Linked DNA regions of Mus musculus: regions 1, 2, 3, 4 and 6 are each linked to region 5. The links are chromatin loops, found by intact Hi-C in ENCODE. Cell type or tissue: left cerebral cortex. All regions are shown on one strand. Region 1 has its middle 6.5 kb from the start of Clnk. Region 2 has its middle 20 kb from the start of Gm46937. Region 3 has its middle 68 kb from the start of Clnk. Region 4 overlaps LOC115490181 (a long non-coding RNA gene). Region 5 overlaps Clnk (cytokine-dependent hematopoietic cell linker). Region 6 has its middle 33 kb from the start of Gm46937.

Evidence for each region. Hi-C counts contacts between places; a loop is a spot of excess contacts. Peaks named below come from ENCODE experiments on the same cell type or tissue, not always from the same donor. Only the 100,000 strongest peaks of a DNase experiment are listed, where the experiment ranks them.
Region 1: a loop joins it to region 5, with 2.9 times the contacts of the local background. A loop is called at or near these places in 3 of 42 quality-filtered maps.
Region 2: a loop joins it to region 5, with 3 times the contacts of the local background. A loop is called at or near these places in 4 of 42 quality-filtered maps.
Region 3: a loop joins it to region 5, with 2.6 times the contacts of the local background. A loop is called at or near these places in 2 of 42 quality-filtered maps.
Region 4: a loop joins it to region 5, with 3 times the contacts of the local background. A loop is called at or near these places in 2 of 42 quality-filtered maps.
Region 6: it touches region 5 in a loop (2.6-fold over the local background); 4 of 42 quality-filtered maps call a loop at or near these places.

What each region holds. Positions count from the first base shown.
Region 1 is chr5:38,880,710-38,885,709 of GRCm38, forward strand. No RefSeq gene overlaps it. Among named protein-coding and RNA genes, the nearest start is that of Clnk, 6.5 kb to the left of the region's middle. In left cerebral cortex, a CTCF peak has its summit at 2,296 (motif pointing left); DNase peaks (open chromatin) are centred at 7, 1,262, 1,488 and 2,153; H3K27ac peaks cover 1,589 bases.
Region 2 is chr5:39,059,903-39,064,902 of GRCm38, forward strand. No RefSeq gene overlaps it. Among named protein-coding and RNA genes, the nearest start is that of Gm46937, 20 kb to the right of the region's middle. In left cerebral cortex, no CTCF peak of the experiment used is centred here; DNase peaks (open chromatin) are centred at 1,885 and 3,352; H3K27ac peaks cover 1,214 bases.
Region 3 is chr5:38,942,462-38,947,461 of GRCm38, forward strand. No RefSeq gene overlaps it. Among named protein-coding and RNA genes, the nearest start is that of Clnk, 68 kb to the left of the region's middle. In left cerebral cortex, no CTCF peak of the experiment used is centred here; DNase peaks (open chromatin) are centred at 2,962, 3,677, 3,998, 4,350 and 1 more place; H3K27ac peaks cover 1,120 bases.
Region 4 is chr5:39,313,743-39,318,742 of GRCm38, forward strand. It overlaps LOC115490181 (a long non-coding RNA gene), which reads left to right. Exons shown (of 4, transcript XR_003955907.1): 2 at 4,703-4,919. Among named protein-coding and RNA genes, the nearest start is that of Gm40292, 9.1 kb to the left of the region's middle. In left cerebral cortex, no CTCF peak of the experiment used is centred here; a DNase peak (open chromatin) is centred at 2,960.
Region 5 is chr5:38,785,540-38,790,539 of GRCm38, forward strand. All of the region lies in intron 3 of Clnk (cytokine-dependent hematopoietic cell linker), which reads right to left. Among named protein-coding and RNA genes, the nearest start is that of Gm22779, 88 kb to the left of the region's middle. In left cerebral cortex, a CTCF peak has its summit at 2,596; DNase peaks (open chromatin) are centred at 1,164, 1,509 and 2,621; H3K4me3 peaks cover 487 bases.
Region 6 is chr5:39,046,377-39,051,376 of GRCm38, forward strand. No RefSeq gene overlaps it. Among named protein-coding and RNA genes, the nearest start is that of Gm46937, 33 kb to the right of the region's middle. In left cerebral cortex, no CTCF peak of the experiment used is centred here; DNase peaks (open chromatin) are centred at 2,960 and 4,923.

The sequences.
Region 1 (5,000 bases), 95 kb after region 5:
TCTGAGACACCACTGGATACTTTCTTACAAAGGTTAAGTAGTTACCAGGAGAAAAGCTCAAATTTGAATGGGCCTGATCTCTTGGAGAACACTGTGTATCTTAAGAATCTTAAGGTGTTTCCAGTTGCTGGCTCAGCTGCCCTGGCTAGCCATCCCACGGAAAAAGAAGAAATGGTACATGGATATGAGGACTCCTCGCAGGAGCTTACAGTCCCAGCAAAGGGCAGTTCAGAGCACAACACAATTTCTGACATGTATTTTTCTAGAATGGCTGTATTACACCCATGTTTAAGTCCTTTGGAGCTGCCAGGGGAAGAGGTGATAAGTAAGGGCAGACAGAGAACGTCCCTAAAATCTTTGCCTCACACCATGTTCACAAGTCCACTATTGAAGTTATAGCAAGCTTCTCCAGAAAGGTCTCATGGGTTAAGTGTCAACACTTCAGTTGAGTCAATAATTGCTCTTGGCACTTCACATAGGTTCATGCTATAATAAAACAGTAAGTCTAGCTGGGCAGTGATGGCACATGCCTTTAATCCTAGCACTTGGGAGGCAGAGGCAGGTGGATTTCTGAGTTTGAGGCCAGCCTGGTCTACAGAGTGAGTTCCAGGACAGCCAGGGCTACACAGAGAAACCCTGTCTCAAAAAAAAAAAAAAAAAAAAAACCAAAACAACAACAACAAAAACCAAAAACAGAAACAACGCCCCCCCCCCCCAAAAAAAACAAACCAAAAACCAAAACCCAGTATGTCTAGATGGATACCACTGTTATTTCTGGTACACATTTGAAGAAGCAGATTCAAATGTTGCAAGTTCTCCTAAGATGAGTGAGTGATTCATTTACCTCCAAGGCCCCCATTGTGAGGACTGGAGGCTAAAGGCACTTCTGTCCTGCTACACGGCATGGGAAAGGCATGTGGCTTGACCTTGGGAAATGCCAGTAGCACACAAACACAAAATAGACACAGCACAGTGCCATGACAGAGTGAAAGAGGATAAAATGAGAGGTTGGTCAGGACATGGGCACTGGCAGATTTACCCAAGATAACTTAAGCTTCAATCTATGCAGAGGGAGCATGTGAACTGAGTGAGATCTGACTGCAGAAAAGGAGCTAACCAGAGATTACTCCAGATGGAAGAGATCGCTAAGCAGAGGGAACACCAGAAGAGGTCCCCAATTTTTGAGTTTAAGCATGACTGATTACAAAATCCTGGCTGGTGGCTGTCTTACTTACCACCCCAGATGCTATTACAGTAAACCACTCAGCAGCTGCTGAACTGAACTGATTATAGCTTAAAATTGTTGTTTTTCATTCATGAGACTACAGAGCTCTATCGTGGTAAATGACCTCACAGTGCACTGGAGAAAGCTAAGGCAGAGGTCAGACCCAAGCATTTTAACCCAAACCTGCTCTTGGCATGCCTCTTAATGCTACATGGTAACGACACCCAGAGCTAGCCATTTTTCTTGAGCAGAGCCTTGTTTAGACAAATCTGGCTAGGGATGTGACATCATCCACAAGAAAAAGAAAATCTGCTATGGGTTGTTTGCCAAACATTTTTCCCTGAGGTTAAAAACACTGTAGTATTTTTAAACTATGCAAGCAAAAATCACTCCCCCACCCCACCCCCCCTGCACACAAGGACCCAGTTCTTGCCAAGATTGCTAAATTGGCAGGGCAAAGGGCCCCACACCATCTGTCCTCACATTGGCTGAATTCAGGTCTTGAAGGAAGAGTTGGATTAAGAAAAAGAAAAATAGCATGGAATATGGCTGAGGAATCCCATGATAGACTCTCAGGGTGAGCACTCACGGTGAACAGGCTGCAGGTAGCCTGAAGACAGACTCAGAATAGAGAAGGAGAGGAAGGAGGCTGAGGTGAATACCTATGGTGGACCTGGCTCTGTGGTGTTATGGAGGGATAGGACTGCTCACCTCTCTCCTTCATTCTCTGTCTTTCTGTCTGTCTGTCTGTCTGTCTGTCTGTCTGTCTGTCTGTCTGTCTCTCGCTTTCTGTATAAAGGAGAAGGAAATCTTGGATACTTCCCTGTCTTTAAGGAAGTCAGGAACATTATACTGGTATGAATAGCACAGTCACATTTTCAAAGCTCTTGCCTACACCATGCATTGCTTCATTTGCATTTGAGGCTACACACCCCCATCCTCATTATAACATGGCTCAGTGGTTAAGAGCACTGACTGCTCTTCCAAAGGTCCTGAGTTTAATTCCCAGCAACCACATGGTGGCTCACAACCATCTGTAATGGAATCTGATGCCCTCTTCTGGTGTGTCTGAAGACAGCTACAGGGTACTCCTATAAATAAAATCAATAAATCTTTAGAAAATAAAAAGACATTTGAGATTTAAAGATACTCATTAAAGAATCTCATCGGGACCCTGGAGCTGGTGGAACACTGAGCAAGGATGGGCTCTCATATCCAATCTTCAGAACACTTGTCCCAGACCTGGCTTTTTTCGGTCTTTGAACAGAAGAAACAAAGGCACTGTGCAGTGAAGCATCAGCACTGAATTCTCGTCAGCAGACAGGCTGAGACCTGATCCCAAGTCTCCAGGTTTTATATGGATCCTAGTAAGGTAAACACTCTCTAATTCTAGGGTCTCTTAGGGAGCAGTAGGGGCATGGCTCCTTAGCTAATGGTCTTCTGTACATGCCAGTGCAGCCATTGTAAAATTAGTGTGGACATTAAAACTAAAGAGTCAAATGGCTGGGGCTGAAGAGCTGGCTCAGCAGGGAAAAATACCTGCTGCCTTTTTGCAGAGGATGTGGGTTCAGTTCCTAGCACCCATATATTGCTTTACAACTGTCTGTAAGTTCAGGTTCACGGGATCTGATGCTTCTGGCCTCTGTGGACACCCGGACTAGCACAGTTCTCGTGCATATGTGCAGGCACTAACAATGAAATGAAAACATCTTAAGAAAGGCCCAGTGCTGGGTGTGGGAAGCACTTTCAGAGTTGGCGTTGGTCAGTAAGGTCCCATAACACCCCTTCCTCCATGCACTATTGCTCTTGCTCTTGGTTACCTTCTTGGACTTGAGGGTAAGTCCCTATTGCTAAGGACCACATACATGAGTTAGAGCATGGCGAAATTTATAAGCTCCATCCCTATAGGTTAGCTTTCATAATGCTGAAAAGTTCTATCATACTACTGGGGAAGAAGGTTCTCTATGGCCTTTGTATCAGCTCTGGCCTCCAGGTTCCAGCCCTGCTTTAATTCCTGTTCTGATTTCTTCCGGTGATGGATTGTAATTTCAAAGTGTGAACCCAATAATAGATCCTTTTTCCCTCAACTTGATTTTTGGTCATGATACTTTGTCACAGCAATAAAACCTAACTAAGATAAAGTGGTGTCAGATTTGGGCATTGCTACGATATATATGCATGACTGTGCTTTTGTTTGGAGGGATGTTGATTTTGGAGTTTTGAATTAGGAAAGCAATGGAATGGTTTAAGCATAGCAAGAACATGGAATTACAGTCTTGTGAAGATTATTTGAAGTGCTGGGGGCTTGGCTCAAAGGTTTCAGAGAAGAATTTTAGTATGTTGCCTAGAGATCATTCTTGTGATATTTTGGTGAAGAATGTGGCTGCTTTTTGCCTTTGTCTGAAGAGTCTGGCCGAGGCTCTAAAGTGAAGAGTTTTAGATTAATTATGTTGACAAAGGAAATCTCAAACAAAGCCTAGCATAGACTGTACTGTGGTTTAGTCTTATGAAGAGCATTTTGATCAAGCCTAGCAAGCTTAGAAAGGAAAAATACAAAATGTATTCTTTAAGGATTGAAGGGACACCAGGAAGTGAAATGGATTAAATAATCTCATTAAGGATATTAAATAGGATTAAGGGGGTGGTAGCCTTGGGGCAAGATGCTACCCAGCTAAGCTTATTGTTTATGCAGTGACAGTTGTAAGAAGTTATACCATGTTAGGCATTATTATGGCCTGGTTAATGTTTTCATTTGGACATAAGGAGATATGGTTGTGTGTCAAATTGACAAGGGATGATTTTTGACGATTATTCACAGTCATCAACTTGACTATATCTGGAGTGAGCTACAATGTAGAACTGATAAAGATCTTGTGAAAAGGAATTAAGGAAAAGCTTAGGTCCAGGCATTGTGGTATATGTCTTTAATCCCAGCACTCAGGTATGCAGATTTCTGAGTTCAAGGTCAGTCTACAGACCAAGTTCCAGGACAGCCAAGCTTAGGTAGTAAAGGAAATCACTGAAAGCAGAAAGTTGGTGACGATATTCTAGAACAAAAGGTCCATGTTCCAGGTACAGCAAATAGCAGAACTCAGCAGCTTTGGCCATATGGGTCTGGCTTTAGAGTAAAGAATAGAAGGGGTTACTATGGCAATCGTTGCTAGTTAGCTGGAGCTAAGAAATTAATGGTGATTAAGATGAGGCCAGTATCATTGAGGCAAAATCTTCTGGGAAGTATTTTCTGAGAGCACAAAGAAGCTGTGGTCCAGAGATAGATATCCTGCTGGCAGCCAGACTTGGTAATATGTAAGAATCATACAGATAGTACTGGTTTTGAAGGTGTGAAGGAGTCATGGAGAGTAGCTGAGGTTTGACACTGTGTGAGATCAAGAGAGGCCATTGGTGATGGTGCAGCCCAGGACTGAAGGTGTCATGCAAAGAAGTTGAGGCTTGGCACCATGAACAGAGTCTATGAGAGGCTGTTGGTGAAGCCTTTGAGCTTTCCTATGCTCAAGCTCTGCCCAGTGTGGAGTAGCCTCCTCCTGGATGCCCTGAGAACAAGATATAGTACTGTTGGCTTCTCTAGCATTATGTCTGTCTGCAGGCTGTCATGCTTCCTGCTATGCTGATAATGATAATGCTGATAATACCTCTGAAACTGTAAGCCAGCCTTAATCAAATGTTTGCCTTTATAAGAGCTGCCTTGGTCATGGTGTCTCTTCACAGTGATAAAATCCTAAGATAATGTCCATCAACAAATGAGTGAATGATGAAA
Region 2 (5,000 bases), 270 kb after region 5:
TTAAGTGTCAGAGTTCTCTTAACTCACTCAGCAGGTAAATGACATCAGTCACATACACTTCAATTTTTTTTTAATTATCTGTGACAAAACATGCCTAAAAATTAATGTTCTATTCTAACCAGCTCAAGTGTACATTTGAATATAAGTCATGTTTATACATTTGCATATTAAGCTTGTTCACGTTGTTATATACCCAACCTCTAGAAATGTTACATAATTGAAATTCTGTACTCAGTAAATAACTCCCTATTTCATTCTCTATCCCACAACTCCTACCTGTCACTATATTTTGTATTTCTGTGAATTTAATTGCATTTGATAACTTGTGCAGGTAGAGTATTACAATATTTGAGTTTGGTTGGCTTGTTTGCTGACTGGCTGATTTCATGTGGGGTGATGAAATGGCCCTCCACATGAAAGAATTTCTTTCCTTTTAAAAGATAAGTACTACTCTGCTGTGTTATGGTTTAAAATGTCCCATGCGTTTTCCAAGGGTAAATGTGTGGTGTTTGAAGGGCTATTCAGAGTGGTGTCCTTGGAAGGGCTGTAGGTTTACAAGGAAGAAGAGCCTTGTGGGAGGTCCTGTGGTTATTGAGGGAATGCCCTAGAATTGCAGTGCTTAGGACAGGGCTAAGGTTGATTTGTCTCTGCCCAGTTCTCCTGTGCTCCTGGTTCAACATGTAATCCCTCACTCCCTGGATCCTTAGCAACCCTGACCATGGTATTCTGCCATCAATTGCTATAGCCAGTGTCAGGGCCAAGCCCTTGAACCTCAAAATCTTGAGCTAAACCTTCTTCCTCCTAGTAGCCTTGGTGTTTCGTTACTGTGATAAGTGACTAATTCACACCACAGATATGTACATCACCTGAGTGCCAACAGCTCCTGGCTCCCGTCTTCCTGATAGAGGAATAGGGCAGAATCTGGCTTTCAAGTAGGAAAGCTACCCTTGAGCTGTGCAGGGCATCACTGTTGGACAGTGCAGCCCAGATAGAGTGGATTTGCTTCTGTCTGACCTGACTTGGTCCCCAGCACCAACTGAGGTTAAGGAGGCTTTGAGCAAGTTTGCTACATCTTTTTAGGAGGATTGAAGGCAGCTGTTAGAAAACCATCAATCTGTTCAAGGTGAGTGAGGTAATTCCAAATTACTGAGAATCTCCTGCTGCCTTCCTAGACACTTCTGTGAGGCTCACCAGGCATTCATTGCCATAGAGCCAGATGTGCTAGAAAGCCAGTGATCAACCAATATTGCATTTGTTTTGCCATTTGCCCCCAGATATTAGAAAGAAACTATAGAAGTTAAAAAGGGTTTGAGGGTATGAATAGGTCCCAGTTATTAAGGACTGCTCAATAAAGATTTTCAGTTGGAAGAAAAGCAGAACAAAAAGATTGACCCAAGCAATCATGGCAATGCTCAGGGAGATTGATAAATGAGATTCCAGAGAGAGAAGTCAGAATCACCAGAAAGGCTAGAGAAGGACCAAGTGCTTATTGTAAACAAACAGACATTGGAAAAATAAACTCTTGATTTGGAAAAGGGAAAGATTCCCTGTCCTTCCTTGGATAAGGATTAGTGAGGAGGGTGCTCCATTCCTCTGTATCCCAGGAACCCAGGGTACATTTAAGGTAGGGAGCAAATCTGTTAAATTCCTGCTCCATGCCAGCCTGCCCCTACTATCCTGTAATTGGGAGAACCTAGGCATTGGGACCTTGGAAGAGGCCAGTGGCCTACCTCCTCAAAAGACATGATCCTATTTCTGCCAGTTAGCCAGCTTCTTTCCCACAGTTGAGGCTACAGCTCTGTTAGTGGAAGAACATGACCAGCTGACTTAGGGCCAGGAAATATTCCTAACCAGCTTACACTCTGTAGACAGGCAGAGTCCAGTGCAAAATGTCAGAGAAGCTGGCTGAACAGTGCTCACATGCTAGTGCCTTGTAGTAAGTAGAACTTCTGAACTATGAAATAGGGTGTTTGGCAAAAGAAATATACTGGTAAAATTCTGAGGGCTTGTCTTCATGTGTGAAGTGTCTACATGAAACTCTTACTAAACTTAAAATTGTGTTTATAACCATCCTTTCTTACTATCAGAATTTAAATACGCAATTTTATTCCTTAATCTAATGTGTTTATAATATAAAATAACTGTGCATTTGCAAAAACACATTCTGAACATGAGTCGTAGGTTGTTTCTATATGTAAGTATTTTCTCCTCGTTGACTCGCATTGATATTCTCCAACAGGCACCAGTTGATACACAGAAGTCCCTGGTTTTCAATGTAGTCTTACTTGTTTGTCTCCCTTCCTTAGTTCACACAGTTCACACTTGTATAAAGACCTTCTGCATGTTTCAAGGCTATGGGAACATTGTCTAGTGTTATTTTCTAGAAGACGGGCTCCAGACTTTCTGCATCCCTGTGGGTGGGGACTGAGTTTCATCCTCTTTCCATGTGCACCCAGAATCACCTGGGAGACACCCCCTCCCATGTTCTTCAGTGGCTCCACTCATCAAAGCCATGCATGTCCGCTTCTATTCTGATTCTGTTTTAGTTTTTGTACTACTACCCTCTTTCTTATATGCTCTCTTTGTGCCTCGCCTCTTGCTTTCTGTTAGAATTGCTTCCTCCAGTTTTGTTCTTTGTGAAGGTGCATGCGTCCTGTATGAAGAATGAATATTCAACCCATGTAATCCACAGCAAAGAACACCCTTTTGCCACATACTTAGAAATGTAACACTCACTCACTTACTCGCTCACTCAATGCTGCCCCTCTCATGTCCTCAGCTTCCCAGAAGCATCTTTGTAGTCATGTCCCCAATTTAGAGGGTCACCTACCTTCTCCTTCTGTTGTACATAACTGTCCTCTGAGCAAAGCAGTCACTGTCTTCATTAGCATTTTCTTGGTTGGTATTGATATAGGAGGGCTTAGTCCATCCTGGGCAGTGCTATCCTCCAGCAAGTGGCCTTCGGTTATATAAGAAAGGTAGCTGAGTCAACACTCCTCTATGATTTTTGCTTCAGTTCTTGCCTTGACTTTCTTCAATAAGAGACTGTAATGAGGAGAGGGTAGACACTGTTTGCAGCTCCACAGGGAGGAACTCTTGCTGCACTTTTTTGCTTGGCCTGGTTTGCAAGATGTGTTTAGATCTTTTCCTGCTGTAGACCTTGTGTTACTGATTATTTTTTCCCCTCTGGATTCAAAACTTACATTTGGATTATTCTTCATGAATTTTGTATCAGCCTTTGGAGAATGAGTGTCTGGTAAGTTTAGGGTCCTGCTATGAACCCAAATGTGTTTATCTGGGGGAGATAGTGTGGGAGGCATGGTGTCTCGGGTGTTCTTTCAGAGTAAAACATATCTTGAAGAATCCCGGAGTGGCAAGCACCCAGGCAAGGCTATTCCTGGTTTCTCGTTGGTGTATTCTCTTCCTACATGTGGTTATTTTAGTGGATGGTGAAGTTTTATTTTAATCTCTCTGTGTTGTAGTCTTCTTCTCACACATAAAAGGGTGTATGTAGTCTTGGATTTCAACAGTGGAAATAGCTACAGTATACAAACAGCATAATAAAAATAGCCAATGCTGCAATTTAAAATTTTTCTTTTGTTTGCTCTGCCACCTTGACCTGTTGCAGGCTGGCGCTGACTCTCAGTGAAGGACAGTTCATTAAAGCTTTGTTCTTTCCAATGGAGGCATCCACTGGATCAGACCATCTGGCTCTCTATTCTGTGTTGCCTTGATATCTTCTATAAGAAGGACAATTTTCTTCATGGATGCTGCATTTTGACCCCAGGCTCCTTCTGTTCTATCACTGCTATTAAAGAGTCTTGCCTATAACTATGGTTTTTGTTAAACTAACGTGGTACCTGTTTAGGAGGGATGAAGGAATGAAGGTAGTGCCTGATAGATGGGGTCATACCATGTTTTTCTCTTATTGTTCCTGGACTGTGAAGGGAAAAAATCGTGAAAAAAAAACAAACAAACCATTCTCTTATCAAATGGGGACAATGTGCATGTGGGAGAAGGAGCCTATAGAAGAACAAGGAGCAAGCACGCTGGGCAGAGGTTTTTCAAGTTCGTTAAGAAACATGCTCCACTATGTTCATAGCAGCCTTATTTATAATAGCCAGAAGCTGGAAAGAACCAAGATGCCCCTCGACAGAGGAATGGATACAAAAAAATGTGGTACATTTACACAATGGAGTACTACTCAGCTATTAAAAAGAATGAATTTATGAAATTCCTAGGCAAATGGTTGGACCTGGAGGGCATTATCCTGAGTGAGGTAACCCAATCACAAAAGAACTCAAATGATTTGTTCTCACTGATAAGTGGATATTAGCCCAGAAACTTAGAATACCCAAGATATAAGTTACAATTTACAAAACACATGAAACTCAAGAACGAAGACCAAAGTGTGGACAGTTTGCCCCTTCTTAGAATTGGGAACAAAACACCCATGGAAGGAGTTACAGAGACAAAGTTTGGAGCTGAGACAAAAGGATGGATCATCTAGAGACTGCCATATCCAGGGATCCATCCCATAATCAGCCTCCAAACGCTGACACCATTGCATACACTAGCAAGATTTTGCTGAAAGGACCCTGATATAGCTGTCTCTCTTGTGAGACTATGCCGGAGCCTAGAAAACACAGAAGTGGATGCTCACAATCAGCTATTGGATGGATCACAGGGCCCCCAATGGAGGAGCTAGAGAAAGTATCCAAGGAGCTAAAGGGATCTGCAACCCTGTAGGTGGAACAACATTATGAACTAACCAATACCCCTGAGCTCTTGACTCTAGCTGCATATGTATCAAAAAGATGGCCTAGTCGGCCATCACTGGAAAGAGAGGCCCATTGGACTTGCAAACTTTATAGGCCCCAGTACAGGGGAATGCCAGGGCCAAAAAGTAGGAGTGGGTGGGTAGGGGAGTGGGGGGGGGGTATGGGGGACTTTTGGGATAGCATTGGAAATGTAAATGAGGAAAATACCTAATAAAAAAA
Region 3 (5,000 bases), 160 kb after region 5:
GGAAGTTTAATACAAGAGTTTAAAATAAGAATAGAGATAGTCAGGCAGTTAGTTTTATACATAGTTATCGATTAATGTAGATGGTAACTTGGTGGAGAACTATGGCTGATAGGGTGAATATAAAGAAGGACAGAAGTAGATGTATTCAGAAGTAAACACTAGAGACTGAGCTGAGAGGCAGAATTATGCAGTAATTTAAGGCCAGCGTAGATGTCCTATTTTAACCCTTTCCCATTTTTCAAATGATCGTTTAATTTAATTTCTCAAACAATCATAGTGGTGTCCATCTTAAGTCCCAGTTAGGGTTTGTCTCTCTAGTTTCTAATTGAAAAGGTAGATACCTAAAATTTTGTTATTGTTCAATTTAATATGATCTTAACTTTGTAAGTTGTTTGGGGATAGTATGAGAAAATCAAATGTGTCAATTTCCTTTGGTAATAGATGTTTGAAATGTAGATAGGTGGCCAGAGCACCATCAACTATAACAAGCAAGGAAACAGATGATGTATATTGGTGGGTAAAACCTTAAGTCACAATAGGCTTAAAAGGAGATGCTGTTTTCTGGCTTTTGTGTCTTTCATGCTAAAAATCATGTCAATAAGTAGAAAACATTGCCTTATGTGGTGGTTTAAATAAAAATAGCCTCCACAGACTCATAAGGTGTGTCAAGATTGAAGGTATGACCTTGTTGGAGTGGCTGTAACCTTGTAAAAGGAACTGAGTCACTTGGTGCAGGTTTTGAGATTTCAGAAGCTCAAGCAAGGCCTAAGGGCCCACTGTCTCTTCCTGCTGCCTATATATCCAGATGTAGCACTCTCATCTTTTCCAGTACCACACCAGCCTGCATGCCATCATGCTTTCTGCCATGATGATAATGGACTGAATCTTGAACTGAAAGCCAGCCTCAATTGAATTTTTTCCTTTATGAGAATTGTCATGATCATGGCATCTAATCACAGCAATAATACCCTAAGACACTGTGACAGAGATGCCTGGCACTCTTGTTAGACTTCACTGCTATGTGGTGGATGTAAACAATGTGTTTTGTATGTCTTACATCTTTAGGGACTAGAGTAGGCTTCCTTGTAGTGAAGCTGCTCTAACTCTTGAGGCTGGGTACAGTTACTTGCCCAAAAGGAAGTTCTGTTTTCTTAAGTAAATGGGAGATTTTCCACAGGGCACTAAAACAGAAAACCAGGCTGCCTTTCCCAGTAGCTGCATTGATGATTAGATATGGGCTTCAGAGATAGGCAGTGAAGCATTCTGTAAGGTTGGAGAGGGCTACGTGAGCTTGGTGTGGCTTGAATCCAGCAGTTTCAGGACCTGAGAAAACTGAAGAGTGAAGGATGAATACTGAATCTACCAAGCTTGCTTGAGACTTTAGAAGTTGATAAGGATAATATAAAGGGAATCATATATTTAAAATATTTGTCTGTACCTGAAATGTCTGAATTTGAACTTGTATGTATTATTATTTATACCTATTATCCAACATCACCAAGAGCAGACTCGATTATGCAAGACCTACATTATCTTCCTGTATTTCAATTAACTTGCTGTCTATCCTCTTTCTCTCCCAGCATATAAATAGAAGTCTTCACTCCAGGTATTATGTGGATATTAGTACATCCATTTCAGAAAGTTACTAGGAAGTTTTCATAATCTTTGATTTAAGCAACTTAGATGCAAATATTAGGTGTGAGCTGATATATAAAGTTAAAGATAAGAATATTAATTAGACAAAGATCAGATGTCATTCTTGACTGTAACCATGATTAAATGGTCCATCTTTTCCATCCTTTCCTGGTCTCACGTGCTGTAGTTGTGAAATGAAGATCCACCTCATGTTCAAATTCTTCCAGAGATACAATGAGATAATTCAAGAAAAGCATTCCTCAGTATGCCTACATACTTCCAGGACTCTGAAGGCTGTCTGCTTGCATCAACATAAAATTTTCTGCAAAGTTCTTCATCTGCTCATGTCTGCAATGGTGGTCATGTCCCAGATAGCTTGCTATTTTCCTGACCCCCTGCAATTGGTATAGTCAAAAATACTTTAAAAATGTATACATCACCTCTTCCACACTATTCATAGAATAAAAAGACATTTGGCATAGGGAATGCATATATCATATGCCATGTTTGATGTGTTCTCCTCCAATCTTTTATTACCACAGGTGCCGAGGTTTGGTTTGCCAGTTTAGCAACTATGGCTGATTCCTTTTCTTTAGCTTCTGTAACATCCAAGTCCAAGAGACAATTCTTCTCACATATACATATCAGGCCATCTCTCATCATCTCCCTTTTACAAGTAGCGTTTGACTGGAGGATTATTTAAAAGACAGAGGACCCCTGCATTGCCCGTGTATCAGATACCATGCAGGAAAATGTACAGGAGTCCTGAGCAGAGGAATGTAGGATGCCAGGCTGTGGTTCCTATGAATTCATAGACCCTGTTTAGGTCACATCCAGGGCTTCATACCTTCACTTGTTTTACTTCTGTCATAAACATGTCCTTTTTGTCCATATTTCTAGCAGGAACGCTTTATCTCATGGATTTGGGGGTTTTCTGTTGCCTCTTCCTCCAACTTCCTGCCTAGATTTCTCAGTACTGCCATGGTTCCTTTCTTGGGTTATCTGGTGAAATGCCACTTTCCCAGTCCATTTCCTGGAGGCCTTAAATAAATAGCAACATCCATTTTACCCCTTTCTATCTCATTAGGTTGTTTTAAAATTCTTATCAGACAGATCTTATTGCAAATCTGACTCAGTATGAAAGGCTCACAAGAGCAGGCTGCTTGTCATATTTGATCTTGGCTGTTCAGAAAAGCACATCAGCTATTGCTCACTACCACCCCATCAGGATGCCTGAAGTCCCTGTCTCTAAAGTGTCATTCAGGCTTAGAACTGCTTATTGTTGGTTTTAGCTCAGGCTCAGCTCTTGGCAGTTAACTCAACTCTACTATTGCTTTGCTTCCATAAATGACTATTCCAGCCTAAAGTTCTCCTATGATGCTGGAAGAGTGACAACTTCTATCTATGGATTACTCTGTAGCCTTTTGGGTGCAGGCTAGGCTAGGCATATATTCCACTATCCATAAAGGGTTTCAAGGTTCCCCCCCCAAACCAAGCTGTGTGATACTCCATCCCTTATGTCAAACAGCATAATAATTAGTACAACTTCCACACACCTTTACATGTACTTTAAGTCATATCTAATAATTTAATATGGAGGCTATGAAATAACCATTGTACTTTATTGTTTAAGCAATAATTGGAAAAACATTTGTATTTTCTTTTAACTGCTTTTCATCCAAGATTTGTTGGATTTAACATGATGGAATCCAAGGCTGCATTCAGCAAACTGTGCTGGGTCACACGTACAGATGCTGGTATTAGACAACTCAGATATAAGTATCACCTTGGTTACATGCCCTTGAACCAGTTGCTTAGCTCACTTTTGTGGAAGAAGACAACACAGGTGCTGACAAGTGGACTTATTTCATGGAAATGGGTTACTCTCATCCAAGCACCATTCCTGGCATATGCAAGGCTTGGTCAATGGCTGTGCTTCTTCTGTTTGTCACCGAAATTACATCCCTGGGCAGATCCAAAGCTTTGTTCTCTGCATGGCCCACAACATCTGCCAGAGCTTCCCACTCAGCAGGTGCTCAAATACTCTGTTGATTTCTGGTAGAATTATTTCCCACAAGAAATGTCACAAGAGATGCTTTGGAAAAGCACACCGAGGCAGTTCTATTTGTAAAGCTGTCTGAGGACCAAGAGGGCAGAGCAGAGACTCAAAGGGAAGTTTCTCGAAGACTCCTTTGGGAAACATTTTCTCAATATCTAGTTTGAGCTAACCACCTCACTCTGAGCTCAAGGGATGCATCAGAAGTTCCTTTTAGTATGGCCTGTGGGGAGACAGATATGCAAACCAGCGGCTGGGCCAAAGCAAGGAGGGCTGAAAGGCAGGCAGTGCATGTGTGTCTCTGTCATCTGTGGAGGGGAGTGTCCTGGACAATTATAGCTTCAGGATTAGTCAGTGGCCCCTATTTCTGTTTCTGCGTGCTGTACCAGTGATTCTGAAAATGAGAATGGTGTTAAAATTGAAAATGGAATTAGGTCCCCTGGGAACAAGAGCAGAAGTGGTTTGGGGAGAAAAATATCCAAACTGTAAAACAAGAAGCAGAGATTGAACCACAGTTGTTGATTTCTTCATGCACAATCTGAAAAACCGTTCCAAAGACTTAGTGTTTGTTTACTTGTGGTTCCAGCTTGCTAATTAATAAAAGCACTCCATTCCTCCACAGACTCTGATGAAAGGAAAAAAGATAGCATAACGCTGCACGGCCTTTCAGAGGAGCGAATATTCTGGCTTCCAGGTCCTCAGCCAGAGCATTTATTCTCACCTGTCTGTCCCCGCCTGTCACTCAGATCCCCATCTCTTTTGCAATGGGCTTCAAATAAGAATATCAAATTAAGATGATTTTTCTGATTAAAATAAGCTTAAAATGCCAACCTTACTAACAATTTTAGGAGACAAAAGATAAAGCGAGGCATTCTGAAAATGCACTTGTTTTACAAGTGAGCTCTAGGATTCAGCTAATAGTCCTACACACATGGCTGTGTTCTTACTGAAAGCTTAAACTGACACAAGACCATTATATAAAAATGGGTTCTATTTCGATATACTAGCAATGAAACACCAAGAAAACTAAGAAGATAGCTCCATTCACCACAGCAGTAACAATAATAAAAATATTAAGAATACATTTAGTAAGAGTGCCAGGCTGGTAACTGGAACACTGCTGAGAGAAATCAGGAATGAAGGAGGGCAAGAGACTAGAACAAGGCAAAGGAGTACGAGGGATAAACAGCATGATGGGAGAAGTAGGGCAGGGCAGGGAGGTCTAAAGGGGTTTGGGGAGGAGGATCAACCAAATGAAATGTGTTCAAAAATACTACACAGAAACCGGTTAGTAACCAATTATTATACT
Region 4 (5,000 bases), 530 kb after region 5:
GTACAAGCTTGCAGTCCCACCAACAGTGGAGGAGTGTTCCTCTTTCTCCACATCCTCGCCAGCATCTGCTGTCACCTGAATTTTTGATCTTAGCCATTCTGACTGGTGTGAGGTAGAATCTCAGGGTGTTTTGATTTGCATTTCCCTGATGATTAAGGATGCTGAACATTTTTTCAGGTGCTTCTCAGCCATTTGGTATTCCTCAGGTGAGAATTCTTTGTTAAGCTCTGTACCCCATTTTTTAATGGGGTTACTTGATTTTTTGAGAACTCACATGATATGTACTCACTGATAAGTGGATATTAGTCCAGATACTTAGAATACTCAAGATATAAGATAACATTTGTGAAACTCTTGAAACTCAAGAAAAACGAAGACCAAAGTGTGGACACATTGCCCCTTCTTAGAATTGGGAACAAAACACCCATGGAAGGAGTTACAGAGACAATGTTTGGAGCTGAAACGAAAGGATGGACCATCTAGAGATTGCCATATCTGGGAATCCATCTGATAATCAGCCTCCAAACACTGACACCATTGCATACACTACCAAGATTTTGCTGAAAGGACCCTGATATAACTGTCTCTTGTGAGACCATGCCGGGGTCTAGCAAACACAGAAGTGGATGCTCACAGTCAGCTATTGGATGGGTCACAGGGCCCCCAATGGAGGGGCTAGAGAAAGTACCCAAGGAGCTAAAGGGATCTGCAACCCTATAGGTGGAGCAACAATATGATCTAACCAATACTCCCGGAGCTCGTGTCTCTAGCTGCATATGTATCAGAAGATGGCCTAGTCGGCCATCAGTGGAAAGAGAGGCCCATTGGTCGTGCAAAGTTTATATGCCTCAGTACAGGGGAATGCCAGGGCCAAGAAGTGGGAATGGGTGGGTAGAGGAGTGGGGTGGGAGGGTACAGGGGACTTTTGGGATAGCACTGGAAATATAAATGAAGAAAATACCTAATTAAAAAAATAAAAAATAAAAATCCAGTGACATAAAATAGTTTTATTTTTAATTGTTAAAATTGAAAGATAAAACATTCAACAAAATGTATATTCATACACTAGAATAATACTTTGTAATAAAATTGATCAATTGTTGACATGCTAGGAACCATATACAATGTAAATCACTTGAAAGTAAATATACGGGTGGAAGAAGATATGATAGAAGGACATACTGTGTGATTCTCTTTGTAAAATTCTAGGAAATACAAACTGATAGATCACAACAGAAAGCAGTATAGAGCCTGCCTGGAGATCTGAGCATGAATATTTTAGGGGGTGTATAGCAGGGAGTAATTTCAGGAAAGCAGAAAGAACCTTGAGTAGGATGCACCTTCATCATCCTTGCCAGGATAATGGGGTCCTAGGTTCAGTGCTTGCTGGAATGTGGATTTAAATTTCAATATGTGTAGCTTAACAAGAATCAATAATGCCTACATAAAGCCATTAACAACAGACAAAAATGGGGTCAAAGAAAAGCAGCAGTTTATGTCAGCCTTAGGAGCCCATGTAAAACTGGGGTTGTGTTTGGAGTAAGGAAGGGCTTCAGCATCTCTTAGGGACGTTTGCAGAATGTCATGAATTGAAACTGTCCCAAGTTCAGAGGTCATTGCCATCACTTTGCTTAGGTGATCCCATTGTGACTTTCCACTAACAGACATGTGGACTGAAAAAGAGCCTGGTAATGCCAGAGAGCCCTGATTCCCCAGAGTCTCGTGAAATAGTGCTTGGATCTGATTACAGCTGACTTGCTGCAAAACCCATTCAAGTTCCACAGCACAGAGCAGCCTGTCCTTGTGCTGTATTCCAGAGGGCAGGATGAGATTAACCACATTTAGCTAAAATACAAAACGGAGCACAGTGACCAGCATCCAAAGTATGTCAAAGAGTTGTGAGAGCTCAGCAGAGAAAAGGAAAGAAGCGTTCTCACCAAAAGAGATGAAATGAAAAGTGGGAAAGTTTCTCTAAGCACGACGTCCATTTCTGGGCCTTCTGGGATGGATAGAACAGGAGCAGGTTCAAGTGGAAGGCAATCACATTCCATGTGTAAGAAACTAAGTACAAAAATCTTTCAAAAATGGAAACACAATGATAATGTTCTTGGAAAATGCTACAGGATCAGTTCTTTTGAGAAGAGCCATCTAATTCTGTTACTATCGTAGGACACCCAAGACTGGATAAGATATAAAGAGTTTTATTGGCTCTTAATTCTGGGAAATCAAAGTAGTATGGCACTAGTGTCTGGCTTCATCTTAACAAGGCATCTAAGGGGACACACTTTGAAACCATATATAAGAAAATAGAAACAACTGGAGACAGCCCCACGGATTCTTCTTAACCCTCATCTATAGAAGCTAGCCCCATAGAAGTATCTGACTCATCCCTGCTAGAGGGAATGAATCCCCAGTAGAAGTAGGACTGTTATGAACCTGATGGCTTTCCACTAGCCACACCCTGTAAAAATCATCTATCTCTCTATAGTCTCGCACTGAGGACCAAGCTTCTTTGAGCATCAACTGCTGTCAGGTAGAACATGTCCAACATGTTCAAATACAGCAGACACATGTGGAAAATTACAAAGAGCAAAGCTGACTTGAAAGTTTCATTAGGGATTGCATAATTTTACATATTACGAAGGCCAAAGAACATGCATGTTTCCTGAAAGGTCAGCAGACTCAGAATGAATAAGCAATAATGATGTGTCCTTAGTTCTGGGATGTGAAAAAAACATCACTCTTTCAAATACCATACATGTGTAGAGAACTAATCCAGAATTTTTATATGGGTAAAGTAGTGCATTCATGGTGACTTGCTGAAGACAGTGTATTCCACATGTCCCCAAAATTGCCTCTGTCCTCCCTCTCCTGTGCTGCCAGCCACTTTCAGCTCAGGATCGTGTCTGCACTGAGATTGCTCTGCACGATTTTCCAACAAAGACTTAAAGATAGGAACACTCAGTGGAGGTGATTTTATCACAGCAAACAACACTTTGCAGGAAGCAGATTCCTGTCTGTAACTGTGGGCAGCAGTCAAAAGCAGCCCCCTGGATTGCTGCAATGGAGAAGCTCTTAGCATAAGGAGAAAACTTCAACCTGGAAACTGAAGACTGCACGGTGTAAGCTTGATGTCTGTCAGGGTCTTGAAGAAAAGAAGTGGCCTTTCAGTCACTAAACACACAGGTCTGGGCTCCTCTGCCAGCACTCATGTAACTGATGTTGTTCTGCAAATCTGTTCAAGCAGTGAACATCTGTTAAGCACTCACTGTGTGTCACACATGATGCAAAGGTAACTGGAATGAACAGTTGTCATTTTGTCTGTTGAGGGTGCCTTCTGTTCCTCCTTTTGATCAAACAATAATGTTCGTCCTTAGATATACCTTGGGCATCCCTACAGCCACTTGGATGAGAGGTTGGCTCATCCAGATTTGTCCCCAGTCTTATTCACCTGTCCTCTAAACTCAGTAGCTATTCCAAGTGTGGACTTGGAACCTGATCCCAGCTACCTAGAATAATCTTCTGCAGAAGCATTTGATTATGTGCGTGTGCATTTGTGTTGAGATATGTGCAGTGAAATGTAGTTATCCATGGGGTAAAGAAAAAGAGTGTGGGGTTCTCTGAAATTGGTGTTCCACTTGATTGTGAGCTACCCAACAAAGTGCTAGCTAGCATCTGAACTTGAGTCCTCTGGAGGAGCAGTAAAAGTGGTTTAAGTAAGGCTTAACTACTGAGCCATCCATCCAGCCTGAATGTTCTCTCATCTTTTTAATTATAAAATATCAGGATAAAATCTCGAGTCATTACACAATTATGACTAAATAAAAGTTCACTTGAATTGTGACTGTATAAAAGCTACTGTTGAGGAGTAGAACATGACTCAAGTGATATCAAGACCTGAACATGGGAATCTGGATGCAGCCTCACAGTCAAGCCAAGCATTTCTGTTCTGAGTGAGATGTGCAAAGTAGGTTGAAACCTACTTTGCAATGAATGCAGGTCAGATGGTATGCAGTGGTACCCAAATGTATCCAAGCTCTGTGTTGGGGAAAAAGCTCCAGAGATATGTATGGTGGGATCATTACATTGCAATGCCACAACTAGTCGGGTGGATGCATATGCAAATGTATAGAGTCAGTGCTATAAATTAATTGCAGTGGTAGACTACATACCTGGTTTCGCAGGAGGTCAATAATAGGACATAAAATTCTTTCTTTATATGGGCTTGCCAGAGCATGTTCCTCAAGAATAGTTTAGTGGTTTTGTTTCAAAGCAAAAGTAGGAGTGACAGTCCAGAGAGAAGAGGGTATAAATATGTGGTTTTAAGGTACTGGGTGGACTATTTGTATGGTTGCTGATGTTGGGAAGGAATACATGTGAAAGAAAAGGGCTTCCTAGTGACAGCGTTCTTGAACAGATGTTATCCCACCAGCAGGAAAATGCCAAGCTGGTCACTCAGTGAGTTTTACGGGGCTGTAGTGCATCTTAGGAACTGACTTGAAGGCACAAGAAAATTATGCAGGTCCAGTGAATCACAATCAGCAGCTATGTAGAGGGAGGGGGACTAGAAAGAACACCTCTGTGTCCATCAAGTCTGCGAAATACACTTTTTTTTTTTTTTTTTTTTACTGTCCATGAGACCCATTGACCTTGAATAATCTTAAACCATGCCCTTCTTGCTGTGCTATTTCTGTTATCTCAGGACAGTGTTCCAGGTACACATTTCTCCTGTAGAGGCTGCCAGTCACCCTATTTATTGCAGCAACTTCTTCCTACCTAGAAGAAAGCTTTCCTACAAGATTGGTGAGACCTCTCGGCTTTGCTGCTGGAGAGTTCTAAGACTGAAGTTGCTGAAGAACTGGAGCTGTTTCCTACGTCCTCCAAATCCCTAACACTCCAGGGCTCACCACCTGTTGATGGTCAGTGAATATTTACCCAACAGAACTGATGGGCTTGCCCTGGTCCCAAGGTATGAATGCCCAGAGTGAAAACTTCACACC
Region 5 (5,000 bases):
GCTTTTTGGGTGGGTTTCGGGCATGGAACTCAGGTGGTCAGGATAGCATCAGTGCTCTATGCACACATTAAGACACATAGGTGTTTAGATGTCTTCATGTGAGTGTGACACTCTATTCATTACGCAGTGTTATTGAAAAACACATTTGTTGGCCACTGTGGCCCTTTTGGAGAGGATTTAGGCTCTTGCTAATTATTGAGCATTGTAAACAAGATTGCAAAACCCGTCCTTTCTTGCATTGCAGTCTCATCTCTGCACATCTCGGCGGGCAGACAGTTATCCAGTCCAAAGAAAACACCAGAGTGGGGCATTCTCAGTCCCTGGTTGCACATTCCTCAGATGCTTTCTGGATGGCTTTGTATTGATTCATATTAACTTATGTTTTTACCCATTGAACATGAAGTGGCTGCCCGCTGTGTCTCACCACCACGATCCGTGTTCCAACCCCACTTTACCTATTTGACACTTGATCCTCATTGCTCCAATTTTGTTTCTGAGATGGCTACCACGTTTGAATAATTACACGCCTCTCCTCTTTGGTAAGTCACTTGGGCACATCTTTGTTCATTTTCTGATGCTAAGTTCTTGGCGTAGCCACAAACGTCACCCTTGGACAGCGTTCCCTTGGGTGTAACTTTTCCCTAGATTTGGCTTCTGGCCGGGAAAAACCCCAGGGCAATGGAAAGCTCCAAGGACTGCTGCTTCCGTGAGCTGACTTGTTTGCGCCTTTAATAACCGCTGGCCCTCTCTGCACACCTTTCCTCCGAGGCGCTCTAAGTGCGTCACAGCTGCAATTAATTGAGCATCGCAACACACATTGCGTGTAAATATTTATGAGGCCTATCTGTGGCTGGGATGTTGGGCACACAATAGTTAAGCAATGAAGCATTAGTAACCAGGAAACGGGAGCTTAGGAGTCCAGATGCTGCCTGTTCGGATACTGCCCCTTTCCTAACTTCATCTTCCAAATGACCTTGGGGAGCCGATGCCCTCCCAAACAAGCAACAGGGCACAGGGATGCACAAATAGCCCAATCCAGGCAGTCGCCGAGAGGCAAGGAAATTGCTTTAAGCTCTGCTGCTACTCCAGCCTGGCTGTCTCCCTACCCAAGCCTGTGGGATGTGCTGAGTCTCACGGGGGAGCCACGATGCATCTGCAGCCCAGAGCCCTGTGGTTAGCAGTTGGTGCCCTTTCAAGTACGCTGAGCTTCAGCAGAAACGAACAGTAAATTACCTAGTGGGACGAAAACTCTGTATGTGGAGCCTGCTAACACACTCCTGTCCACCCTAGATACATGACCTCTCCCCGCACCCCCACCGGAGATCATGGCGTCCAGATATGTAACTTATGACATGTGCAATATAGAAGGAGTTTCTACGACCGTGGCCAGTGAGTTCATTAGGAATGGAGCAAATATCCAAGGGACTGACTCCAGGCTGGGATTCTAAAGTGGGCCAGATGTAGGTAAGAACTTCTGTGCCAAAGGCAAAGTCTTCTGCAGGAACCAGGGAGGACTCTCAACACCCACTGCCTTCTGCCTTTGGCCTCCCCAGGATCTTAGAATGGAATGCTAGGCAGGAGAGTTGAGACCTGAGCCACGGTAGTGTTCTTTCTCTCCCTGGACTCTGGGATGAGGCCTTTTGGTACACAAGTGAACAAAAGATGACAAAAAAACATTGCTCATCTGTCTACCTGTCTGCCTGTCTGCCTGGGCACTGAGCAATCTTTTCAGCACAGGTTAGCACACTTACACTTATCTTCTCAATTTCTCTTTTCCCTCGAATGCATTTTTTTTAAGTTTAGATTTATGGATTGATCATTTAATAGATTTTTTTTGAGACAAGTTCTCTCTATGGTCCAGTTGGCCTTGCTTTGAACTCCCCATCTCCTGTTTCAGCCCCCCAAGTGCTGGGACTACAGATAGGTAACAGCCCAGTCCCCACTTTTCCTTTTGACTTCCAGAAAGCCATAGGTGTTACTACGCAGGTGCTGTGAAGAGCCTAGTGCTATCCAGCACTGCTGTTCTGATGACAGAGAAAGGAAGGGTGGCTGCCCGGGGGCAGGAGGAGGGTGGAGCATTTAAGGGTACAGTGTTTTGGTTTTTACAAGAAAATAGGTCTTAGGGGTAAGGTTTAGTAGCTGCAGCATGTGCATAATTAACAGAGCTGTGTGCACAGCTCGAATGTTTGAGAGCTGATCTCATGTTATGGGTTTTTATGTCATACCAAGTAATAGTTACACACAGAGATGGGAGAACATGTTTGGAGGCAGTAGATACCGGTTTCTGCCATAGGTTTTAAGCCAATGAGATCTCTTCCACTCAGCAGATGTAACTAAAACTTAACCCGCCTAGAGTGGCACAACAAACTACTGCCAGAGTCAGGTTTCCACCCCGAGTTTCATGTTATTCCCAAGCCTAGAGCAGCGACACAGCTTGCAGAAGGGCTGTGCATCTGGAAGCATCCTCCCCATTGCCAAGGCTGTCTGAAAGTGGCTGATCTGCTTCACTCTGGGTGGGGCTCCACAAGATAGTCGGGTATTCATATGTCATGTCCTCGGGGGATTCTGCACCCTAGTGGCTCTCTGTGCGTCAATGCAAGCATGTGAATTAGCAGAGGAAGTCTCAGCAAAACAGGGAAGGGGGCCGTTATTCCAGCTGAGCCTGATGCTATGATCCAGAGAGCTGGAAAAATGGGTTGGGGGTGGGGAGGCTGGCACTGTTGCCGGAGATAGAAGAAGAAGGAGGCTGGGCATTGTGGGTCTGTCTGGATGGAGTGTGGACATCATCCTGACACTAGCAGCTGCCGAGCTCTCTGGAAAGGCTCCCGTGTTAATGCTCTTTGCAGCCTGACAGCCGACGGTGACGAATGAAAGACGCTGCTAGCTGACTTTGTGGGGATTTGATATGCTCTGCCTGGGCTCCAGCGAGGGCAGCATGTTAGCAAGCTGCCCCTTGCCAGGGAATCACAAGATGTATTCTGGCTTCCTTTTGTCAACAGCATCAACAACATAACCATGTGCAAATGGACCACAGCTGGAAAGAGCACAAGACTGGCAGCATCCTCTGCCCTCATTCTCCAGCTATAGACTCCCCTTCACATCTGGGCCTGAAGGAAGCAGGTTTTTCCTTCCTCTGCACTTCCTGCGTGTGTGGCAGGTGTCATCACGGTGGCAGGCAACTTTGAAAACTATAGGATGATCAAGATTTGATCCTCACACGTCTGTGGTTTTCTGATATGAAAGCTTATTACAAATCAATTTTAAATCTGGAATTATTTTTAATTTTTAATTCTTTTAAATAATTGAATGCATTTAATGAGCTTTAATTTTTAAAGAATACTAAAACAAACACTCCCCTCCCCCACTTCTCCTGCAGCCTGGCGCACTGGATGTGAGGATACAGTGTACTCCTATCCATGGGAACACGGGTGTGCTCTCTGGGTCCCGTAGAGATGGGGCTGAGCCATGTCTCCAGGGTTGAACTCCTGGAGTAGAGACTAATAACTCATTGCTCCCTGGAATTTGGTAGCAAACCCTGAGGGAAGTGATTCATGTGATCTTACATCACCAGCCTTTTTTCATCACCCAAGCTTCCAAGCGCTACTGGTTCTAAGTCTACATCTTATTTAACCTCTCTTCGCAAAATTGGAAGGTTACTCTGGAATAAGATTCTGTAGCTTTTGAAAGACAGCTGATGTGGTTAGAAAGTACTAAACTCATTTTAAATATAAAGAGAAGTGAAAGAGAACACAATTTCTGAGTTCAGTCCTCCCCCCCTCCCCTTAATTTGAATGTCTGCATTGGGACGCACACAGACTGTCCTGAGGAACAGTGTCTTTGTCTCCACCCTCGGACTCTCATAGAACACTTGTGCCAGATGGTGAATTAGAGATGTTAGCAACTCCTTCAATTTGCAGGTGGGTGACGAGACGATTGATTCCCTCTGGAGCCAAAGGTGCTCCACACCCAGACTGGTGAACCCTGTTTAGAGGAGGAAGTTCTCACTGGAGAACTACGGGCCTAAGGTTTGGATACACACGGAATAGTCAGAGGGTGGAGAACCTGGAGGACTCAGCGGGCTGGTGTGACTGGAGGTGTACAGTGGAAAGTTTGGCGTGGCAAAGATGTGCAAAACTGTGTCTCAGTAAGGTAATCTAGGAACACACAGAGTGGTTGGAAATGGGCCAGCTGGGATGTCCAATGGTCTTGGGGGATGGGGGAAGAGCATAACGGTGGGTGCAAGTGCCTTTCTTATTTCTCAAGGGACCACAAAAATCTCCTGTATTTCCTGGATGTACACACCACCCTTGTTTGACTGAATTCAACCATACAACTGGAACAGAGCCCATCTTGAATTCTCAGACTAACTATAGTGGTCCCTAAGAGGAGATGGGCACCTCGTCTGGGGCCTAGAGCTTGGTCTGTAAGTACAGGCATATTGGTGAATGAGCAGGACTGAGTAAATGGGTGAGAGGATGCAAGCCATGCTCACATGCTCATGGGTACGAGGCATCCCATGAAGATGTAGGCTTGGAAATGCTTTGCAGCCACGTCCTATCACAACGAGGCTAATAGACTATCCAAACATAGTAGTAGTCTTCTACACCAATTCCCTCGGAGTGGGGAAGGTCTACATTTTCACAATAGTGGAGACTGGGGAGGGTCCCATGGTCCTTGGAAACTAGTGAAATTTAGTCAAGGTGAAATCGTATCAGCTTTCTATTTGATAAGTGAACAAATGGCCCTGCTGTTTTTTCAAACTTCCATGGTGAGTTTCTAGAATCTTCCTCTTTTGGACATACCAACTATACACATCTGTGGCTATTCTGATACACATATACTCTACACTATTGAAGTCCAGAATGCTTTTATTTGATTAATTCCTGTGAACACTGTTTGGGGAAAATGGCTTGAGAAGTCCTCACATATGGTACCACCCATATCTCCCTGAGCTTTCCCTTACCCCAGTAACCATCTGGATCACCTGTCTTCCAGCTCGT
Region 6 (5,000 bases), 260 kb after region 5:
CTGTATACCACATTCTGAGAAAGATATAGAGAAAGGAAGTTTATTTGGTTCACAGTTTGGTCCAAAGCAAAAGACTCTTACCTGGTGACCAGCCTCTTTGTAAAGTTCCAATGTGGTACAAAGAAAGGCATGGAGACAGGCCACATGCAAGAACCCAGGCAGAATGTTATAGCAGGACTACTTCAATATAACTCGTTACCCCATTAACCATATGACCATACATGTAGTCAGAAATCTTTTAAAGGTCTCACCTGCTCTCACCCCTTCATATCTCATGCTCAGCATTAACTTTCAATCTGAATTTCAAAGGAGAAACTTCCTTCAAACCAGCAGACCACCCGCTCTTAAACAGTGACTGAATTTTAGCCAGTTGCATTTATCATTCTTTTGATGTTAAAATTACAGTATCTTTGGCCATTGGAAAGCTGGTTCATGCCTACTCTGGTAGGCAGTTTAACAAAATGCACTATTATTGCCTTGGTTATTCTCTTGCTCTCTGATATTATACTGTATCCCAGTTTTAATTTCTTGTCCCAGAAATGCTTTTAGCTTTATTACCCTCCTTCCTTTATGCTTAAACTTTTAGCATTTAAAAAATTTAAATCCACTTGATTGGAGTATAATTTACATAATTAAAATGCACCTACTTAAATGGGTTTTGACAAATATATTCACATATCAGATGGCCACTGCAATCAAGATGGAATACCTACAAATTCTCAAAGTTCCCTGCCTCTCTCTAATCAAAGCCTACCAGCACCCCAGTCCTAGGCAGCTATTGATATATCTTTCTGAATAGAAACTCACATTTGGTTTTGCTTATAGAATTTCTTCAGAAAGAAAGAAAATAGGAAACCTCCTTCTCTTCCTAACAGTTTTTCTTCAGAACAAGGCTTTTGAGACTCCGCCTTACCATTTCTTATAGTAGAAGTTGGTTATTTCATGGAACCAGATAGCATTTTGTCCATTTAATGGACAAACTGTAATTATTAGTTCTTCTATTTAGTTGTTGGCTGACATGAAGGTTATTTTCAGTCTTGATTATACTCTAAATAAAGCTTCTCTAATAATCATATTCAAATATTTAAATAGGAAATTGTGTTAATTTTCATAAGGTAAATCCCCTTTGGGTCATCTTTCTGTTAATGAAATTAATGAAATAAATATTTGAGATAGATAATTGGTAAGATAAAAGGTATATTTTGGCTCACAGTTTTGAATGTTTCAGTACTTGATAAATCGACTGCCCTATTGGTTTGGGGCCTAAGGCAAGGTATTATGTCATGCTAACTGCACATAGCAGAGAAAGCTCTAGTTAGGGCTTTAGGGTAGAGAGAAACGGAATAGACCAGAACTTTTAAATTCCTATTCTAATAGTTACTTTTCTGTTGCTGTAGTAAATTACTATGAGCAAAAGGAACTTAAGAGAGGACGTATTTATTTGGGCTCATAGTTTCAGTGGTCGAGTCCATCATGGAAGGGAATGCAAAGCGGTGAGTGCCCAGAGCAGGAAGCTGCACTTTCACATCTTAATTACTAAAAGAAGAAGAGCAAATGAGTTAGACTCGGGGCTGAGCCTGCAGACACACAAAAGTCCATTTCACTCTCATACTTTCTTCAGAATGGTTCCAGTTCTCAAAGGTTCCACAGACTTCTCAATTAGCACCACCAACCAGGGACCAAGTGGTCAATCCTGCAAGCCTATGGGACACATTTCTCACACTACACCTGCCAAGAGCACACTCTAAACAACCGAATTCCTTCTCTCCAGTCTCAACCTTCTATATGTCCTGTTATCTTCTATATGTTCTGTCGACTTGCAGCAGCAGCAGCGTAGACTGGGATCCAAGTCTGTAATCCATGGGCCCTTGCTGTAAATTCAAATGCCAATATTCCACTCCTATGTACATCTTATGGTGCAAAATTTATTCTGTCACTCTTCAAGAGTCTTCCAAGTCCTAGTGATCCAGGATTTTACAAAATCCAAGTCCAAAATTTCCCAGGTGACTCAGAGCAAGCTCAGATTTGTTTTCTATGGAAAACAAATTAAGAAAGTCATTAAAGAAATTGAAAGGAATCTTAAGTATACAATCAGCAACTAAAGAAATTACAAATATTAACTATTGTTTAAGACATGGTAGACAGAGCAGCCTTCCCAGTCCTTGGGAAATGAGTACACACATGGATAGGAAGGCCTGGACCAAAGCAGAACCAGACAACAAACATTTGATTCAATTTGCCATGTCTTGCACTTAGAACATGTATGGTTGTAATATGACCTTAAAGTTCTTGGGAATCTCTGATCTTAAAGCTTTTTGAACAGCAACTTTCATGGCTGCCCTTTTGGGATGGTGCTATTAACTTCTTGCTGTCCCGTTTGGCAGACACTTTATGTCACTTACATATCAAAATGCTGGTTTGGCTTCCCACTTTTTAAATCAAATACCCTGTTACATTGTGCTAATTTTTAGAGTTATTCTGCATCCTATAGCTTATAGCCCCACATTCCCCAACATCTGTTTTTATGGCTATAGCTCCCCCTTTGCCTTTAAACCCTCCTGCCTCCCTCTGGTAATCCTTTAAAGTACTCTGGACCAACATGAACAATCTAGGATGTCTTCCTACCTCTGACTCTTTAATCCAATCACACCGGCAAACATTTCTCTTAGGAAAAGGCTGTGTATTTGGAGCATTAAGGATGTTAGCACCCTTGTCTATCAGTCACACTTATGATTCAGGTGTGGTTGGTATTGAAATTCCAAGCATGACCATTGGGAAGGTAAGGCTGCTGAAGATTTCCACACTTTATTGATCGGGATGGCTCAGAAGTCTATGGGTGCAAGTATCTGTGGGACCTACTGGGATCTGGAAAATTAACAGCTTTGCTTCTGCCTGGCAGGGAAGAATCCTCTTAGAGATGAAAACAACTCTCTCATGGGCTTATTTAACAACTGGAAGCTGGTGTGAACACCTACCCACACTTCCTCACAAATGCTGATTTTGTGTGTGTGTGTTTAAAGAGTTTAAATTTAAAGATTAAATAACTACACTCTGGAAACAACTCTAGAACTCTGTAGAGCTGCTAAGATATATCCTTTTGCCACGTGTAACCAGTAACCAATGAACATTGGGATAACTGGAACACTGAGCTTTTGGGCTGGAGCTTGTCAGTGCACATCACAGACAAGGATCTCACTGCTGAACTCTACTCGCAGCAGCACACTCCTTTTTATGTACAAATGAACACCCACAGAGTGCACAGAACCTGTTTGTATCTTTTTTCAATCAACCTCTTATTAAATATAATTTAGGATGCAATCATGAATTAGTGTGAGATTCCTATAATAAAAGCATAATATTCTATTTGCTACCTTGGCCTCAAATTCATGAACTTCCCTAGAAACTTTGAAGTTAAAGTATGAGAAGGAAACATATTGGATTAAAATATGATAGTGTTTTTATTGTAACAATGTTTTTCATGGCTGGTTATTAAAATAAAATATACATGCAAATATTTGCCTTCTGACTGATATAAAGAATAAGTTATTGCCTTGGTCTAGTGGAAGACTGGTTATCATGTGACTAATTTTGCAGATGTTTGACATTTGATATCACTATGCTGTGGCTGCATCTTCCCCAAGGCATAGGGCTTTTGTCTGCAATATTGACATGGACTCACAAATTCTGTTGTATGTTTTAGCACTAGGATGGAAAGAAAGAAAATGAAAAGTGGCCATGCTTTCCTCTGGTGACTAAACTTAGAATTGTTCTTATGACTGAGTTACATCCTTCTGGTGAATTTTTTCTCCCACATGATCCAAGCATCTTACTGATAAGGCTGTGAGACACAGCCTTCAGCTTGGACTACTCCCAGATAATGTACCAATGCAGCAAGCCTAGGGCCAATGACATCATGATAATATGATAACGTTATCATGAATTGTTATCAGATATAACATCCTGTTATCATGTATTCTCATTTCTGCAAAGTCACATGACCTACATTGTAGCTCTCAAGTCACTATCTAGTTAAGTCTAGGTTAGACTAGGTTGGATATTCTTTTATAGTCTCTTAGGAATCCTTGCACTTTATTTCATATCATGTAAAGTTACTTGGATTAGATGCTTGGCTGGGTAAATATTTAGTTCACATCTATCCTTGATAGTAGAGCAAGGAAACAAACTGAAAGCAACTAACAGATGTAAATCTCAGAATCCTAGAAAGGTTGCTTAGTAAGTGCTACTTTTACTTGCGCCTCCAATGAGTGGAGCAGGGAGGAAGCTGGTCCTGGAATGTCAGACTTTGTGGCATCAAGCCTGAGTGATTCAGCGAATAGCTGAGCCACCAACAATTGTGATGCTACAGAAAGTAATTATTGCCTAACTGATTTGTACAGTGGTTACTTTACTGGAAAATGAGTTGATTGCCGTCTCTTTTGAAACAAGTTTATAAGATAAAGAAGAGATAAACAAGAATGGCAATGGGAGCTCTGATATAAATGTGGAACTTGGATCTGAACACAATTGACTAAGCATGTCCTTGTCCTTGAATGGCACAGTAGAGCCAAGGTGGGGGTGGGTGGGGGGGTGGGGCGGGGGGCTGAGGAATGTTCTACATCTTGGTAACCTTGATCAGATAGAATGTGCCAGCATGTGTTTCCTAGGAAGGTATTTTGTTTGTGATTTGTGTGACTTGCTTGCCTCTCATGTCCTCTGGAGGTGTGACTGCAGACTCCATCCCAGGCTGTGGTGGATGTCCTGTTCTTAACTGAAATCTTCCTTTTCCCAGAAGATGCCCAGAAAGGACAGATTTGCTTTCTTTCTGTCTTATCCTTCTCATGTTTTCATAACACTTTTATCAGTTTCTTAAGGAATTCTCAACAAAGTGCCCCCAAACTGGGTCACATGCTGTCATCATTTACTCTTTCTCCTCCTCCTCTTCCTCTTCTATTTAGAGAAGAGGATCTCACTTGAGGGATTTTGCAGATCTGATTGGCTTA